Linked DNA regions of Homo sapiens: region 2 is linked to region 1. The links are chromatin loops, found by intact Hi-C in ENCODE. Cell type or tissue: heart right ventricle. All regions are shown on one strand. Each heading gives the region's core, and the rest is flanking DNA. Links, peaks and the distances in the headings are about the cores only. Region 1 overlaps FNDC3B (fibronectin type III domain containing 3B). Region 2 overlaps FNDC3B (fibronectin type III domain containing 3B).

Evidence for each region. Hi-C counts contacts between places; a loop is a spot of excess contacts. Peaks named below come from ENCODE experiments on the same cell type or tissue, not always from the same donor. Only the 100,000 strongest peaks of a DNase experiment are listed, where the experiment ranks them.
Region 2: it touches region 1 in a loop (2.3-fold over the local background); 9 of 110 quality-filtered maps call a loop at or near these places.

Annotation. Positions count from the first base shown.
Region 1 is chr3:172,199,684-172,205,064 of GRCh38, reverse strand. All of the region lies in intron 3 of FNDC3B (fibronectin type III domain containing 3B), which reads right to left. Among named protein-coding and RNA genes, the nearest start is that of FNDC3B, 160 kb to the right of the region's middle. In heart right ventricle, for the core only: a CTCF peak has its summit at 2,934; DNase peaks (open chromatin) are centred at 1,047 and 3,814; H3K4me3 peaks cover 856 bases; H3K27ac peaks cover 4,820 bases.
Region 2 is chr3:172,127,052-172,132,432 of GRCh38, reverse strand. The region is part of intron 2 of FNDC3B (fibronectin type III domain containing 3B); the gene reads right to left. Among named protein-coding and RNA genes, the nearest start is that of FNDC3B, 90 kb to the right of the region's middle. In heart right ventricle, for the core only: no CTCF peak of the experiment used is centred there; a DNase peak (open chromatin) is centred at 2,332; H3K27ac peaks cover 5,000 bases.

The sequences.
Region 1 (5,381 bases), core at 133-5,132:
TTTACTGCTGCAGAGAACTACACAGAAATCTACCTTTCCACTCACAAAAGCATTCTGTCCTTCCCGTCTCTCTCCATTTCCACTACAATGCCGAGTGAAGCTGTTCAGTGTTGAACATGTACTCAATAAGCAACACAGACCAGAATGGTAAGTGTCCTGTGCATGCCATGTGCTCACTGAGTTTCATTATCAGCAATGTTGTTTTTCCACCCACTCAACCAAGGTTTCTGAAATTTAACACACAAAACAATGGGTAATTGCAAGGAATGCCACATCTTTTCCATGGGCTCTGTCCGCAGTTCATGCAGCGAATACTAGACTTTGCCAGAAGGTACTATTACTGTCAACTTATAGAAAGTGACTAAACTGACAACAACAAAAAAACCCACTTTATTTTCACCCTTTCATATACAATAGGTTTGTAACCCTAAAACTAAGAGACAGTTTATAAAGTAATCAAAACTCCTTCATATGTATCAATTAGCCTTTTCTTAAGGGATTATCCAGGTGGAATAAAACTCTGTCACCCATTTAATAACACATTATAAATGTATTCTATGCTTTTATTTTTGTCTGTGCATGTATGTATACATGCACAGAAATGGACCATGAGTTGGAAACTCAGAGTTCTATTTTGCTCAGGAGAAATAAAAAATATTCTCACAATTCTATTTGCCAAGGCAGCCTGGTTTATTTATGAAAACTTGGCCACAAATGGTCAGAATAAAGGCATTTCAATGGGGCTGTCTCTTTATTCCTTTTTCTCTGCTCTTTTCTCACTCTCCTTAAGAAGCGTCTCCGGTGCATGCTTGGTTTCTAAAGGTCTGATGAGACTATGGATGCTACAGTGAATGCTGAAGTCTGAAAGAAATATTTCTCTCTCCCTCGCTTTGAGTCAGAAAATTCTGAACACAAGAGGATCCATTCAAGGCATGATGGAGTGCCTCACAGAGGCAGCAATATGTTCACAGTTGGCAAACACAGATCTGTTTGGACAGTGAGTACAGCCATCCACTCAGCAAACATCAGCTTTCCTATTAGTTCACAGCAGAAAGAACGAGACGCTGGCGGCCCTTCTTTCAGACTCCAACACCACTTTGGGACAAGCCTTCTAAACAAAATGCCTTTGTCTGACAGTCACAATTCAGTGGGTCCCAACGGCTTTCTTAGAAGCTATGTCTGTCTATTCACAATCACATTCGGGCCCAAAAATCATTTGTAAAAGTCTGAAGGGAAAAAAAGTGACGGGAAATACCCCAATTTCATTGTGTAATAAAAGACAAGGGGTGCCTGAATGGCTTTACACCAATCACTAAGAGCAGCAGCTGGAAAGGTATGAAATGTATGATGGATTCTCATGGGATGTCTCTCCCCTTAGGTGCTTTTGGGAGCCTGCCTGTTGTTACCACTGCGATCTGGAAGAACACCAAGCATAATCTTTCAAAGAAAATCAGCGAAAAGATAAAGCAAATCAAAGGGCAAACCTCCTATTGAGTTTCATTCTTATGTGAATGTAACATCCTTCCCCATAAGGTTTCAAAATAAAATGCTTATGCAGTTTCTTAAGAATTGATGGCTCAGAAAGATAGAAAAACTGGCTAGGATGTTCTGTTATACCAAAATTTCACCAAATCCTCAATGTCATAAATAAATAAATTCAAAGAGAAGACAAACCGATGTCCTGTCTTGCTTTCTCCCGCCTTTGGGCATGAATTTGCTATCTGACCACTTGCTCCTACATACCTGACAAAAGAAACCCATCAGAATGACATTTTGTTTAGCATTAACACAAAATCCAAAATTTTAACAAGAAATTACAACATTCTCCTTTTAAAAATATGAGTAAGTGCCACAGGGGAAGGGGGGCAGGGAGAGAGACAATGTCCTCCAGGATGTTAGAGTGCCCACAGCTTGTCACATATTTTTATTGCTAAGTATTCATTCCCACTTCTATATATATCGAAAATAATGGGTAAATTTCAGAATCCACAGAACTCCCCATGTAATATGTTTTTAAGGACAAACACTCAGGAAAACTACTGCCAGCCCATGGCCGGCTTTGGTACAGCTCACAAGCTAAAAATGGTTGTCACATTTTTAAAGGGTTGTAAAAGAGTATGCATCAGAGACTGTATGTCTGCAAAGCATGTTATTTACCATCTTGCCCTTTACAGAAAAAGTGTGCCACACCCGCAGCAAACTATTAAAAAGGCTCAAGTAATAATTCTTAATTTTGTTTAAGCCAAATCATGAATGTGGAGCAAAATTATGAATGTGCTTTCAGGCAATCTCTTCCAGGGGTCATGGACCAGAGACTCAGGGGAAGGTGGAATGACCGCCCTGAGAACAGAAGGGTCTACACGGGAATCTACTCATTCAATAACAGATGGTTAATGAGACCATTCTTAAGACTTTATAAGAAGACAAATCTTGCATCCTTTGGGAAAGAGACCAATACACTGTTCCGTTTGGAGAATTTCTAACTTACAAAATTAGGAATAACCACTTGCCCTTACAAGGGGGTGTTAGTTGAATCAAGTGTGTCAAAGGATATGACAGAAAGTATCTAACAGGGGACGGGAGGGATCTTTACTACTATCATGTGTAGTTCTCTGGTCTTCTTGTAGAATACACAAAAGGAAATACTGGCCGAAAAAAAGCCAAAGCAAGGCAGAAGGCTTTATAAAATTCTTACTTTTTCTTTCTACATGCACAAATACAACCTCATACAGACCAGTCTGTATTGCTTAAGACTAAAGATTTCTGTGTTTTTCAATGAATAAAGGAAAGACGCCTTTTTGCAGGGAATGCTTAGCCCAAATTTCTAACTTACAAATAAAGAGTCATTAAAGAGAGGGAGGAAAAAAAGGGTACCGGGAAATTCTAGATGATGTAACTTCAAGTTCCTGCCTCATGATGGCCGACTCAACTCAGTCTGGAAATCTGGCATATGTGATTTGCCAGCTCAACTGCAGTTGCCTTTTAAGGAGCTCAAAATTTCATGCACTCAAGGGTTTATTTGTGAAGCCAGTCACTTTTTAGGAACTAATCATATATACATAATATTCTAAGTACAACATGTATCCAAGTTATTACATCATGCAAAAATGCACGAAGTAGAGCTGCCAGATAAAAGAGCACACCCAGATAAAGTTGAATTTCAAAAACACAGCAAATAACTTTTCATACCAGCATATCCCAAGTACTGCATGGGACACAATTACACTAAAAAAATGCTGTATATCTGAAATTCAACTTTAACTGGGCATCCCGTAAATTTATTTCCTAAATCTGGTAACCCTGCCATGAAAACATGAAGGCTATTCTGATATCCACTAAACAGCTGCCATCTTGTAACACGCCATGGTCTGGAGTTGGAGAAATTGCTAAGGGTGACTCAGACTCTCATTAAGTCAGCATTTCGTGCAAAGAATGGTCTAGAAAGATAGTTAATACCCACCAGGAGATTCCCATTGCTTTGCTTAGACAACCACAGGGAAATAAAAGGCCCATGATAGGGAAATCCTCTAGAGCTTACAGTACTGCTACCACTTCTCATGAGGTCACACTGAACAAAAGAGCCCAGTGGCAGAAGAACACTGCTGGGGAGCTAACTAAAAGGCCCACTCCACCGCACGTACGCACGCATATCCCATGTCCCTAATATGTCCAAGTAGTAGTGTTATTGTTTGTTTGTTGTTATGGGAGAAAGAAAAGAGGAAAAAAAACCTCACAGACACTCCAGGGTCTGGAGAGCAGCCAGAAGCAGGGTGGAAAAACTCCACCCTGCGCTTCCCCCACTGGGGCTGCAGCTTTCGTGAGAGGGCACCATGCCAGAACCCAGCCATTCTGGTAGGTTTCCAATGGAAGCGCTAACAGAACTTCACCGTAGGAGCCATTAGAGAGGCTGGCTGGGGCAGGGAGCTCTGAGAATATGGCTGGCCAAGTATTCAAACAGGAATAAGATAGTAAGCATAAAAATTCTGAACCACTGTTCAAACAAATCCATAAAGAAGTTGGTTTCCATTAACAAGTGTTATTCAAACTCTAGCTTTCTGCCCACATATGTGTACGGCAGAGATATTGAAAACAATTGCCACAAAGATAGCTCTTTTGTTAAAAATTAAACAAAAGAAAGGTACTCGGGTGCTGGGTACCCTTTTGAGAAAACGCTTCAAATTCTCTTTCCCCTCCCAAACAACAAGATCCATTTTTACCTAGTTTTCAGGTACAGTTTTATTTTTCAAGCTAGGTCACTTATCTGAGGGAATATACCATTGCATTCATTTGTTTAAACTACGGCTCAAATGACAAAAACAATTACAGATGCTCCTCCACTTAAGAGGGGGGTTACATTCTGATAAACCCAGCATAAGTTGCAAATATCTTGTCAAAATTGCATTTAATACACCTAACCTACCAAACATCATAGCTTAGCCTAGCCTGGCTTAAACACACTCAGAACACTTACATTAGCCTACAGTTGGGTGAACGCATCTAACATAAACACTATTTTATAATAAAGTATTGAATAACTCATGTAATTTATTGAATACTGTACTGAAAGTGAAAAACAGAATGGTTTGCACGGGTACTCATATGGTTTTTGCCAAATGCATATCACATTTGCACCATTATAAAGCCAAAAAATCACAAGTCTAACCATTGGGGACCTTCTGTATACAGCAGGTCTTTGAATAACGTTTCATTCAACATCATTTCATGATAACATTGATAAGAGAAAACAAAATTGACTCCTGGCCAAGGCCTCTGTGTGGAGTTTCCCCGTTCTCTTCTCCTCATGTCTGTGTGGGTTTTCTCTAGGTACTCCAGTTTCCTCTCACATCTGAAAGATGTGCACATTAGGTGCACTGGTGTGTCTAAACTGTCCAGTCTAAGTGAGTGTGGGTATGTGTTTGAGTGTGCCCTGTGATGGAATGACATCCTGTCCAGGGTGGGTTCCATCTGTTCCTTGTAATATCAGGATAGGCTCTGGCCCCCGCAACACTGAACTGGAATAATGGGTTAGAGAATGAATGAATGAATGAATGAATGAATGAATACAAAGTATTGTAAAACAGAAATGTGTAAAGTATATGGTAACCATACAAATGCACGAAACACAAAAGCGCGCAGAGAACCCACCATATTTATTGTTTGTTTGTAAACTGTGTGGTGGCAGGAGATGTTCCTCACAATTTTCACTTCGCAAACATTTATTCCTTAATTTAACCTGCCACCACCATGACTGCTGTCACTCACTCACTGGGTAAATAATTGTCTTCCTTGTTTTTATCAATCTTTCTTAAATGTGTGTATAGCTCACATTTATTTCCATGTTTACCATTAGAAATGTTTGGGGTCTTTGTTTAGAAGTTTGG
Region 2 (5,381 bases), core at 274-5,273, 73 kb after region 1:
CTCCATCTCAAAAACAACCACCACCACCACAAAAACTATAGTTAAAAACCACCATGTACAAGGCTAACACTATTTTAAAAATCACCATATAATTTCTAGAAATTGACAGGATGTCAGTGTCACATTCATCCTACAGTTATCGGAACAAGCCCTGTTCCTCCCTGGCTTGAAACTGTCAAGCATACTGTTTCCTCTGTCTGTGATACTCTTCCTGTACTCCTTCATCTTAGCTTACCACCTACCTTCCTCCATCCTCAACCAACGTCTATTCATCCTTCTCAGCTTGTGATAACAGTGTTTTGACTCCCAGGACAGGTCAAGTCCCCCACTATGTGTTCTAAATCAAACAAAAATACCCGCTCTACTACTTCTTCCTAGAATTTACAACTGCAATCAATTAACTAAGCAATTATGTTAGTGTCTGCCTTTCCTTCTTTAATCTAGGCATGATAAGGATAACATCCAGCTATCTAGCCCCATGCCTGGCATAGAATAAGTTATGTGCTCAATAACTACTTTCACTGAATGAATGAAAGTCATAAAACATTAAAAAAAAAACTATTGCAAATAATTATCTCAGCTTAGAAATTAAGCTTTCATAAGATGCAATTTAAAAGTCAACTTTATTTACTGTATACACTATAATTTGTTTTGTAAAACTTTTGAAATCAAAACCATTTCATCTTTAAATACTCAATCTTTAATATCCATGTATTTTGCCTCTTCTAATAATTCATCCAGATGATACTGCTGGAATACTAAATTTTTTTAAATCAGAAAATACATTACCTGGAAAAAACAGGATCATTCAGGGAAACTCAGACTAAGCTTCACCCTTGGTGCTTCTCATTATCTTGAATTATGACAGTTATTTCAAGGCAATTTATTTTTCCTATATAATAACTGTAGATAATCTTTGAGTTTTCAGTATTTAAATTATCACCAATGTAAGCACACTGTACTGTTTCAAAAACTCAAAAGGAAATTCCTTCAAGATCTCTAGAATGATTAAAATATTTGGTTTTTTTTTTTTTTTCTTGAGACGGAGTTTCGCTCTTGTTGCCCAGGATGGAGTGCAATGGCGCGATCTCAGCTCACTGCAACCTCCGCCTCCCAGGTTCAAGCAATTCGCCTGCCTCAGCCTCCCCAGTAGCTGGGATTACAGGCCTGCACCACCACGCCTGGCTAATTTTGTATTTTTAGTAGAGATGGGGTTTCTCCATGTTGAAGCTGGTCTCGAACTCCTGACCTCAGGTGATCCGTCCGTCTCGGCCTCCCAAAGTGCTGGGATTACAGGCGTGAGCCACTGCGCCGGGCCAAATATTTGTTTTCTTGAAAAGGAGCTTTTAAAGTCATTTCTTTAACATGAAAATCATTTATTTTTACATAAATATACAATATAAAAACTACAATGGAAGAAAATCACACTTCAATACAGACAATTATCCATGTCTTTTTAAAGGTCCTTAGACCAATTCTAGCATCACTGTAATAAAGCAAAAACCATTTGCTTTGTGTTTAAAGCTCTAGGGATAGAACTGTAATATATGCCCATGGAATTAATTAGCTGGGGGAGGGGGGAACCAATGGATGCCAAGACTCTATGTCCTAGATTTTCTCTGACAATCCCAAATTCATATACTCTCTTCTACCACGCTCATAATTGTCAGACAATGTGCCCTGAATACCGGTTCAGAAAATACAATTCACCAGTATTACGGAAAGTCCCAGGCAAGAAAACGGATTTCTGAATTGGGACATGTCCGGACTGTCGTCACATTATCTGCTTATCATATTGCACAAAAAGTGTCTGTAACAGTTCCTCAGTGGTCACTGACACCAGGCCAAACTTCAAAGAACGACGCAGAGGCATCCAGCCTCTAAGGTCCACTTATACCTTCCCCCCCTGCTTACTGAGTTCAATTCCTGACCCCCATCCCACTTCTTCAGGGAGAAAGATGATAGGTAACGGGCTTTTAAGCATCCGACGAAAATACCTCCCTTCAAATGTTTAGTTCATGTAATTTTCACTGCTGCTGAGTAGCCATAGCAACCAGATTATAATCTACCAAGTTACCTCAGAAACCAGGCAAGTCTCCTGTGTCCCAATATCAATTTTTCTCAGTAGAGCAGAAGTCATTATTTAAACAAACCATATTCATCTTGGCACTGAGGTATTTTAAAAGAAAGCATTTTATTATACTGAGGGAGGCTGACCACCTAGCTGTTTTCATTGTCAATAAAGCAGAGATAAAAATAAGTTTGACACACACCAGCCCAATGACCGGTCCTGACAGCAGACATGAATGAGCTGGCGGCAAAAGGTCTTGCATCACGCAGCCCCGAGGAGCATGAGTCACAACCTGGCCAACTCCCGGCACTTAACCTTTCCTATCATACAAGTTGGGCAATTTCTCTCTCTCCCCCTCCCTCCCTCCCTCTCCCCAACCACAAAGCAGAAATATAATAACTGCTACAAGTCCTCCTTAATATAAAATGCGATACAGAACATCGCTGTCCAAACCACATCATTTTTTGTCTACTCACTAAGCATTTCCTACTTTTCCAAAGTCAGCATTAAACTGATTCATACTGCACCATGTCTTCAGAGGAAGAAAAAAAAGACAAAGATTTTAACTAGATATTTTTTTTCTCCAGAGATCTTAAGAAGAACCATGCTAATCAAATCATGGGAGCATCCTCTAAGCTACTATTGCTTCATCAGATCTGTTTCAAAACCGTTAGTGTTACATGAACCAAGAAGCTGGAAATAAACAGAAGGCAGTTTATCAAAGTTTAATGAAAAATAAGTGACCACTCTTCCAAAGTCCAGAGAAACAATAAAACAAGAGTTGCAATTAATACAATTGAGTAAACACAGCATCATGGGAATTCTTTGTCTAACAGGAGAACTGAAAGAAGGTGTAATATCTTTCCTTTACAGGTATAAATCTAAACCTAACTCTGTTTTATACTCATTAAAAGAGGAAAAGGGAGGCTACTTTTGCAATTTAAACCTTGGGTGGCTGATTAACCAGGTGCCAATAGTATCTAAGACTACTCCTGGAGGCAAATGTCTAATTTATGCCTCAAATAAAAAAATTACCAGTCACTCAAATAAGCAATCAGGGTAATGGATCAGTCCATCAAAAAAGCTTCTGGCCAGGTACAGAGGCTCATGCCTGTAATTCCAGTGCTTTGGGAGGCTGAGACGGGGAGAATCACTTGAGACCAGGAGTTCCAGACCAACCCCAGCAACATAGTGAGACTCCATATCTACAAAAATAATTGTAAAAATTAGCCGGACATGGTGGTGCATTCCTGTAGTTCTAGCAACTCAGGAGGGTGAGGCAGGAGGATCGCGTGAGCCCAGGAGGTCGAGGCTGTAGCAAACCGTGACGGTGCCAACTGCACTCCAGCCCGGACAACAGAGCAAGACTGTCTCCCAAAAAAAAGCTCCTCCTGGGAGAAGAGTACCAACTGACCAAAGACAAAATAGTACACTTGCAGCATTTTTAAGCGTTAAATCCAACCCTCAGACAATCAAGATATAAACCATACCAGAGAGGAGATCCCATTTCACTTCTAGAGTTTTTTCCACTGGCCACACTTTGTGTAGCTTGTTTTCATGTATAAATGAATACTTCTCCCTTGGAGCCCACATTTATGATTATCCAACAGGTATCTTTAAGGGGGAAAATGATACAATCTAAAAGCTGCAGAGGAGTTCCACGCAACTAAGGATTCTAGCCAGGAATACCTAATAACTTCAAAAGTGACCTTTGACTACATGAGAAGAGTACTACCACCTATTCCTCATGCTACTATTTTCTGGTCACACATACTCCCAACTCCCCACTCCCCAGCCCCACCCCCAAGATTCCCAATCTCCAAGCTCTTCCCAGGCCCCCATACCCAAACTGTTCATCCACACACACCTTTGAGACCCCAGTCTGTGTGCCATAGAACACAGCTGGCCTCAGGCAAAACTGAAAAGTAAGCAGTATTTGTGTTTTGAGCCCCCTCTTTTCTCCAAATCAGGAAAAGGGAAGCGATGGGGTGCGAATGCCAAATATTTATCTTTGTGGTAATAACACATGCAAAGAAAATGTCCCAGGATTAAAAACATAAGCAAGTAAACTAGAAAGATCCTGGAAGAAGATGTGAATGTGTCCATTGCCTCATTTTGCTCACTGCCCTACCTGAAGCCTGAATCCAAAGCTGATTGAAAAATAATATACAATAACAGGAAGCCTCCAAGGGGACCTAAGCAAACACTGGGAACTCAAGGTCCAAGGGTACACATTGTAGGTGAAGCTCCCCTTGCTCAACACAACCCGTAGGATACATGGCAAATATGTTTTCCTGGGCTTTAGGACTCTTACTATGCAAAATAAGGAGCAAGAATATCCACTACTCCAAAAGTTTTAATACTGTTTTCTTCAAAGAATAGAAGGTTCAAAAGCTGTATCCTCGGCCGGGTGTGGTGGCTCACGCCTATAATCCCAGCACTTTGGGAAGCTGAGGCAGATGGATCACTTGACATCAGGAGTTAGAGACCAGCCTGACCAACACCCTGTCTCTACTAAAAATACAAAAATTAGCCGGGGGTAATGGTGGGTGCCTGTAGTCTCAGCTACTCTGGAGGCTGAGGCATGAGAATCGCTTGAACTCGGGAGGCAGCAGTTGCCATGGCACTCCAGCCTGGGCAACACAGTGAGACTGTCTCAAAATAATAATAAATAAAACTTAAAAATAAAAATGTGCTGTTCTTTGTTTAAAAAAAAGCTGTATCCTCAATATCACATGTGTCTGTAAGATTAATTTGGCATGATGCAGGGTACTTTATCAACTCCTTTTTCCAGGTTTTTTTTCTACAATGATTAAGAAACAGCTACTACTTATTGAATCCCTGTCATCTGCCAGGTAGATAGTAACTAGATTTTACAAGTGGGGAAACTGAGGCTTGAAGAAGACAAGCAACTTTTCCAAGGTCACAAAACTACAAAGTGACTGGAATCCAGCCATGTCTGACCAAAATGTATACTCGTCTAGTCCACACCACCACTTCTCCCCTCTACTAGGCGTGGTTTCACCATGTCAATTCAATACAGAGATAATTCAACAAGACTGCTAAAATAAGAGAATGCAGTTAACTGGGTCAAAGGAACATCCCCAAAGGCAGGACAAGTTCTCTTCTAGGAAATATGTGTTCCTCCCTGAAGCAGAGCCTTCTACCCCCAACTTCTTTTTCTTCAAATTCCTACCAGTAACAAGTCTCTCAGTTAAGTAAAATTACAGTCTCAAGAAAAATTTTTTACCAAATCTGCCATGTTTCATGCTCTCGATAAAATCTAAAACCAGCCACTTCTCACCTCTGA